Linked DNA regions of Homo sapiens: region 1 is linked to region 2. A link is an interaction called in ENCODE POLR2A ChIA-PET data of the cell type or tissue named here. Cell type or tissue: OCI-LY7. All regions are shown on one strand. Each heading gives the region's core, and the rest is flanking DNA. Links, peaks and the distances in the headings are about the cores only.

Region 1 (2,841 bases), core at 342-2,841, 200 kb after region 2:
ACAGATTTGAATTGCTTAATACAGATCAAAGCTTGGCTCCTGTAACAGGTTTTTTTAGGTGACACAAGGAAATGAAGGATTCTGCTTTCTCTCCATAGGCAACTACTTCTTTTGACTTTTCACATGGGCACAAAACTCTTCCCATCTCTCAAGGACCGCATCAGAAATATTCTTCAAAGATCTCCCTCTCTAACACAAGAGGCGTAATTAAAAAAAAGACATTTTTAGAAAAGATGTGAGTAAAGACCATTCTTGTTGTTCCCAACAAGTGAAGTATATTCAAAATCAGATTTCTTTTCTAGAACTCTCCTTTAAGGACTCTACAATATTTTTGTAACAACTCTCCCAGTTGTGACTACTATAACATCTGGATTAGGCTGGGCACATTGGCTCACGCCTATAATCCCAGCACTTTGGGAGGCTGAGGTGGGCAAATCATTTGGGTTTGGGAATTTAAGACCAGCCTGGGCAACACGGCAAAACCCTTGTCTCTACCAAAAATACAAAAAGTTAGCCAGCTGTTGGGGCATGTGCCTGTGGTCCCAGCTAATCAGGAGGCTAAGGTGGGAGGGTCGCCTGAGCGTGGGAGGATCGCCTGAGCCTGGGAGGCGGAGGTTGCAGTGAGCTGGGATCGCACCACTGCACTCCAGGCTGGGTGACAGTGAGAGTCTATCTCAGGAAAAAAAGAAAAAAATTGGGTTACACCTGTGATGCAATGTTTTGTATTTATAGGGTATATATTGACAAATTTTCTACTTCACACCGAAATATTTCCCAAAATTTAGGGTCTACCCCTAGACTGTTTCCTATCATTACTCTCTTTACTAATTTCTTCCTGTGGAATAAGTGTGAATTTACTTCTCTCTTTCCTTTACCAAGTAATACAGACTGCAAGTAATCATGGTTCATCTTACATCCCACCTGCAACTATAACTTACACTTTAGCCCTGGGTAAGTTTTTACAACTTCTTTTCCCCTGCAACTTAATAACTCAGTTTCAATAAATGTATCATTTGTTCCAGTTCTTCCTAACCACAAAAGAAGTTAACTACCTAGGGCTTCTGCTACTTCGAAAATTTTTAACAGAATCTTGTATATGGCATTGATCACCAATGATCATAATATACAAGAGTTTACACAAGGAAGTCGTAAGTGACGAATATGCTGGGACCTCTTTAGCATGCAGTTCAGAAAAGGGCTTTGGAGGTTCTCCTGTGCAATAAGATGATTAACAGCTAGTACAGTATGTAGCAAACACTTTCTACCTACCAAGCACTATGCATGTAATACAACAATCCTAGAAAGTAGGTACTGTTATCAACAAACTTTTTTTTTTTGAGATGGAGTCTCGCTCTGTCACCAGGCTGCAGTGGCATGATCTCCACTCACTGCAACCTCCAACTCCCTGGTTCAAGCGATTCTCCTGCCTCAGCCTCCCGAGTAGCTGGGATTACAGGCACGCGCCACCATGCACAGCTAATTTTTGTTATTTTTAGTAGAGACTGGGTTTAACCATGTTGGCCAGGATGGTCTCGATCTCCTGACCTTGTGATCCTCCCAAAGTGTTGGGATTACAGGCGTGAGCCACCACGCCCAGCTTTTTTTTTTTTTTTTTTTTTTTTGAGACAGGGTCTGGCTCCATCGCCCAGGCTGGAGTGCAGCGGTCTGAGCTCACAAGCTCACTGCAACCTCTGCCTCCCAGTCTCAAGCCATCCTCCCTCCTCAGCCTCCCAAGTAGCTGTGACTACAGGTGCACACCACCCAGCTAATTTTTTGTATTTTTGGTAGTGACAGGGTTTCACTATGTTGCCTAGGCTTTCCTCAAACTCCTATGCTCAAGTGATCTGCTTGTCTTGGCTTCTCAAAGCGCTGGGATTACAGGTGTGCACTGTCCCTGGCCAACAAACTCATTTTAAAATGACAAAACTGCTGGGCATGGTGGCTTAAGCCTGTAATCCCAGCACTTTGGGAGGCGGAGGTGGGCGGATCACCTAAGGTCAGGAGTTCGAGACCAGTCTGGCCAACGTGGCAAAACCCTGTCTCTACTAAAAATACAAAAATTAGCTGGGCGTGGTGGCGCATGCCTGTAATCCCAGCTACTTGGGAGGCTGAGGCAGGAGAATTGCTTGAACCCAGGAGGCGGAGGTTGTGGTGAGCCAAGATGGCACCATTGCACTCCAGCCTTTACTCCAACAAGAGTAAAACTCCATCTCAAAAAAAATAATAATAATAATAAAAATAAAATGAGGAAACTGAGGCACAGAGAAGTTAAGTTTCTTGCCAAGGTTATAGAGCTAGAAAGTAGAGAAACTTGGTTTTAGAGTCTATTTTCTTAACAACTAGGCTATATTGCTATCTTACAAGCAAAATGATGTGAAGAAATCAGGGACCAGATAAATAGGGCCATGCTTTACTATATATTACTTTCACTCAGTTATGATCTTTGGACCACTTTTCAATAGGATAGCTTTAGCTGAAGACAATATAAATAAATATCACCTATAAGATCTTATTAAATACTGTATCAAGTGCTGCCAAGCCACACTCTGGTTAACTAATGTCATTTCATAAAGAAAAACCTTGAAAAATAAAGGTAAAATCCAACCAAAGAAAAGATAGTTTGAAAATGGAACTGTAATCACAAGAGAAAATTTGGGTATGCAGGGGAAAATCCCTCTCCTTATTTCGTACACCACTTCAAAAATTCTCCAAGGCCTGAAAAGTTTCTCTTAAACTCTAGAAATTCATTTAAAGTTTTTATCACTGTATATGTCTCTTCTTATATTCTTCTCCTCAACGTAATTATGAGTCTAAGAAAGTCTTGCTGGAAAAGTCCCACTG
Region 2 (2,909 bases), core at 90-2,589:
TCAGAGTCTCGCTATGTCACCCAGGCTGGATTGCAGTGGTGCGATCTCGGCTCACTGCAACCTCCACTTCCCAGGTTCAAGCAATTCTCCTGCCTCAGCATCCCAAGTAGCTGGGATTACAGGCACTTGCCTACCACACCTGGCTATGTTTTGTATTTGTAGTAGAGACGGGGTTTTACCATGTTGGCCAGGCTGGTCTTGAACTCCTGACCTCAAGTGATCCGTCTGCCTCGGCCTCCCACAGTGCTGGGATTATAGACGTGAGCCACCGCGCAGGCCTGGGGCTCTGTTTTCCTTTCCAGTCAAATTCAGTTCAGCAAACATTTCTGGAGCATCTGGTACTGTGTTGAGCTCTGGAGAGAGCTGAGGATATCTGTGATCCACAGCCACCTTCACAGGGCCTCCGTAGAGCAAGCTTGGTATCCAGTACGCATTCAGCACATGGAGGCCACACACGCTGGGCTCAAATGCTGTTCCTCATGCTGTTCCCTCCACCCTGCCTGTTGTCTCCTCCCTGCTCCTCCTGTGGGAATCTCATTTACCCTTTGGGGTTTAGCACTTCTCCGTGGACCGGATGGATTGCCCCTGCTGTGTTTTGTTCCCTTGGTCCTGAGGTCAGTGTGGTCAGCGAGTGAGGACCCCTCCTGGAGCCAGCAGAGAGCAGAGCACAGAGCTGGGCTGTAAGAACTGTTGGCAGACGGAATGACTGAGTGGCAGACTCGGTGCCACGTTGGATGGGGGGTAGAAGAGGGCAGGGTGACCCAGCCCCAGGGAGGGTCGCTCTGTCCTCCTGGCTTTACTTTTGAGAAGGTCATGTGGCCTCCAAGGACCTGACAGCAGCTTCTTCCTGAGCAATGTGTGACCCAGGCGGCCAAAGGGATGACAGCCGTGGCTGCGGGAAGGGAAGGGGCTCAGAGAGAGGCCCACAAAGCTACCCCGCCTTTGCTCTCCCAGGTCCCACTGGGAATGGGCAGGACCCGGAACTTCCAACCCCAGGTCATTTGGAGAGAAAGAGGAGAGAGCAGGATGGGCGGTGGGGCGGGGAGGGAGACCCACAGCCTCAGCCGGCGGGGAGCTGAATCCCGGCCAGGATGCGGCCAGGAGGCAGAGGGAGGCCGCACCATCCCTGCTCGGCCAAGCCCAGGGGAACTTGAGGCTCTGAGGCCTTGCTCTGGGGGGTGCCCGGGTAGGACTGGCTTCAGGGTCCACCCCGCCGGGCAGGGTCCTGCCGGGCAGAGCCGCCGGCCCCGCCTGGACACAGAAAGCGGCGCGTGCAACCCACGGGGCCCCAGCCGCAAGGTGCACGGTCCCAGGGTGGAGGGACGGCCGAGGGGGCCCCTCGCCTGGGAGGGTGGAGAAGGGACCGGACAAAACACCGTACCTGCCCGAGCTGGGAGCCGGGTCCGCGGGCCAGGCCTCCCCCTCACGTACCGGCCCTTCACGCCAGAGCGCGCCGCGGGCCGCTGCTTTCCGGCATCCAGCGTGCGGGGCCAGCCGGTGCAGCGCGGCCATTGGCTGCGGATGAGCTCATACTTGAGCCTTAGAATAAACCACCAATCACCGCCCGGCTCGGCTCCTGCCGGCCTTAAAGCCGCAAGGTCTGCACGGCTGGGCTGTGAGGGGCGGGGGGCGGTTTAGAGAGGGGAGGGTGGGATGGGATGTGGGGTGGGTGGGGAGAGCAGGTCTAGAATCATCCAGGGATGCGGAAGGGGCTGCTTCAGAAATCTAGACGTGCCACTTCTAGGACTTTTCTCATTCATTGCTTCATTCATTTATTCAACGATTCAATGCTATGTATTGAGAGTCTCCCATGCATGAGGAGCTGGATGTTGAGATACAGCCGTGAACTAGACAGCGCTGTTTACATCCGCATGGGGCTTACAGTCTAGTGAGGGCTACCGAGAGTAAAGAACCCAGCAATAGAAGGCTTTTGATATCAGAACCGAGCTTAAAATTCAAGACATAGGCCGGGTGCGGTGGCTCATGCCTGTAATCTCTGCATTATGGAAGGCTGAGGCGGGAGGATCATTTGAACCTAGGAGTTCAAGACCAGCCTGGGCAACATAGGTAGACCCAATCTCTATAAAAATTACAAAATTTAGCTGGGCATGGTGGCGTGTGCCTGTGGTCCCAGTTACTCAGGAGGCTGAGGTGGGAGGATGGAGTGAGCTCGGGAGGTTGAGGCTGCAGCGAGCCGAGATCGTGTCACTGCACTCCAGCCTGGGTGATGGGGCAACAGATCACAGGCAACCCTGTGACACAGATCTCACCTGCAGGTTCAGTGCTGACTGGCTTCACACTGTCCCCCGGCTGCACTTGCTCTACCTTAGACACCCTTTCATACTTTCTCCCTCTGACTCCCACCCGTCCCCCTATCCTCACTCTCAGCCAGCACTGTTGCTTCATCCTTCCCTTGACAGCAGTGGCGCACAGACTCCCACAGGCTTGCTCTTGGCCCGCGGGCGGGGCTGTGCCCACACTCTGCTTCCAACCTTTTTCCACAGGTGACTGTCTGTGCCCCATCGAAGGCCACCCTTCCAGGTGGGCATCAGTCCCGTGCCATCACCTACTCAGCGACACCACTCCAGCGATTCTCCCGTCTCTCCCACTAGATAATTCCCACCTGATACAAACATAATGCTTGTTTCTCCCCTCTTAAAAGCAAAACAAGAAAACAAACCAAAATACACTCTAGGCCTCACTTCTTTACCTACCACCCTAGGTTTGCAGTACGGCTAATTTCCTTTTTTTTTTTTTTTTTTTTTTTTTTTTTAGTAGAGATGGGGTTTCACCATATTGCCCAGGCTGGTCTCAAACTCTGGAGCTCAGGTGATCCACCCACCTTAGCCTCCCAAAGTGTTGAGATTACAAACGTGAGCCATGACATCTGGCCCAAAAGTAAACTTTTA

Evidence for each region. Peaks named below come from ENCODE experiments on the same cell type or tissue, not always from the same donor. Only the 100,000 strongest peaks of a DNase experiment are listed, where the experiment ranks them.
Region 1: POLR2A ChIA-PET joins it to region 2 with 16 read pairs; 4 of 35 experiments call an interaction of 5 or more read pairs at or near these places.

What each region holds. Positions count from the first base shown.
Region 1 is chr14:75,121,192-75,124,032 of GRCh38, forward strand. The region is part of intron 2 of NEK9 (NIMA related kinase 9); the gene reads right to left. Among named protein-coding and RNA genes, the nearest start is that of NEK9, 4.4 kb to the right of the region's middle. In OCI-LY7, for the core only: no CTCF peak of the experiment used is centred there; no DNase peak of the experiment used is centred there.
Region 2 is chr14:74,921,799-74,924,707 of GRCh38, forward strand. RPS6KL1 (ribosomal protein S6 kinase like 1) reads right to left here and starts at 1,462. Exons shown (of 12, transcript NM_031464.5): 1 at 1,382-1,462; 2 at 180-687. RefSeq lists enhancers at 215-986, 987-1,757 and silencers at 1,128-1,537, 1,628-1,687. In OCI-LY7, for the core only: no CTCF peak of the experiment used is centred there; a DNase peak (open chromatin) is centred at 1,523; H3K4me3 peaks cover 1,285 bases.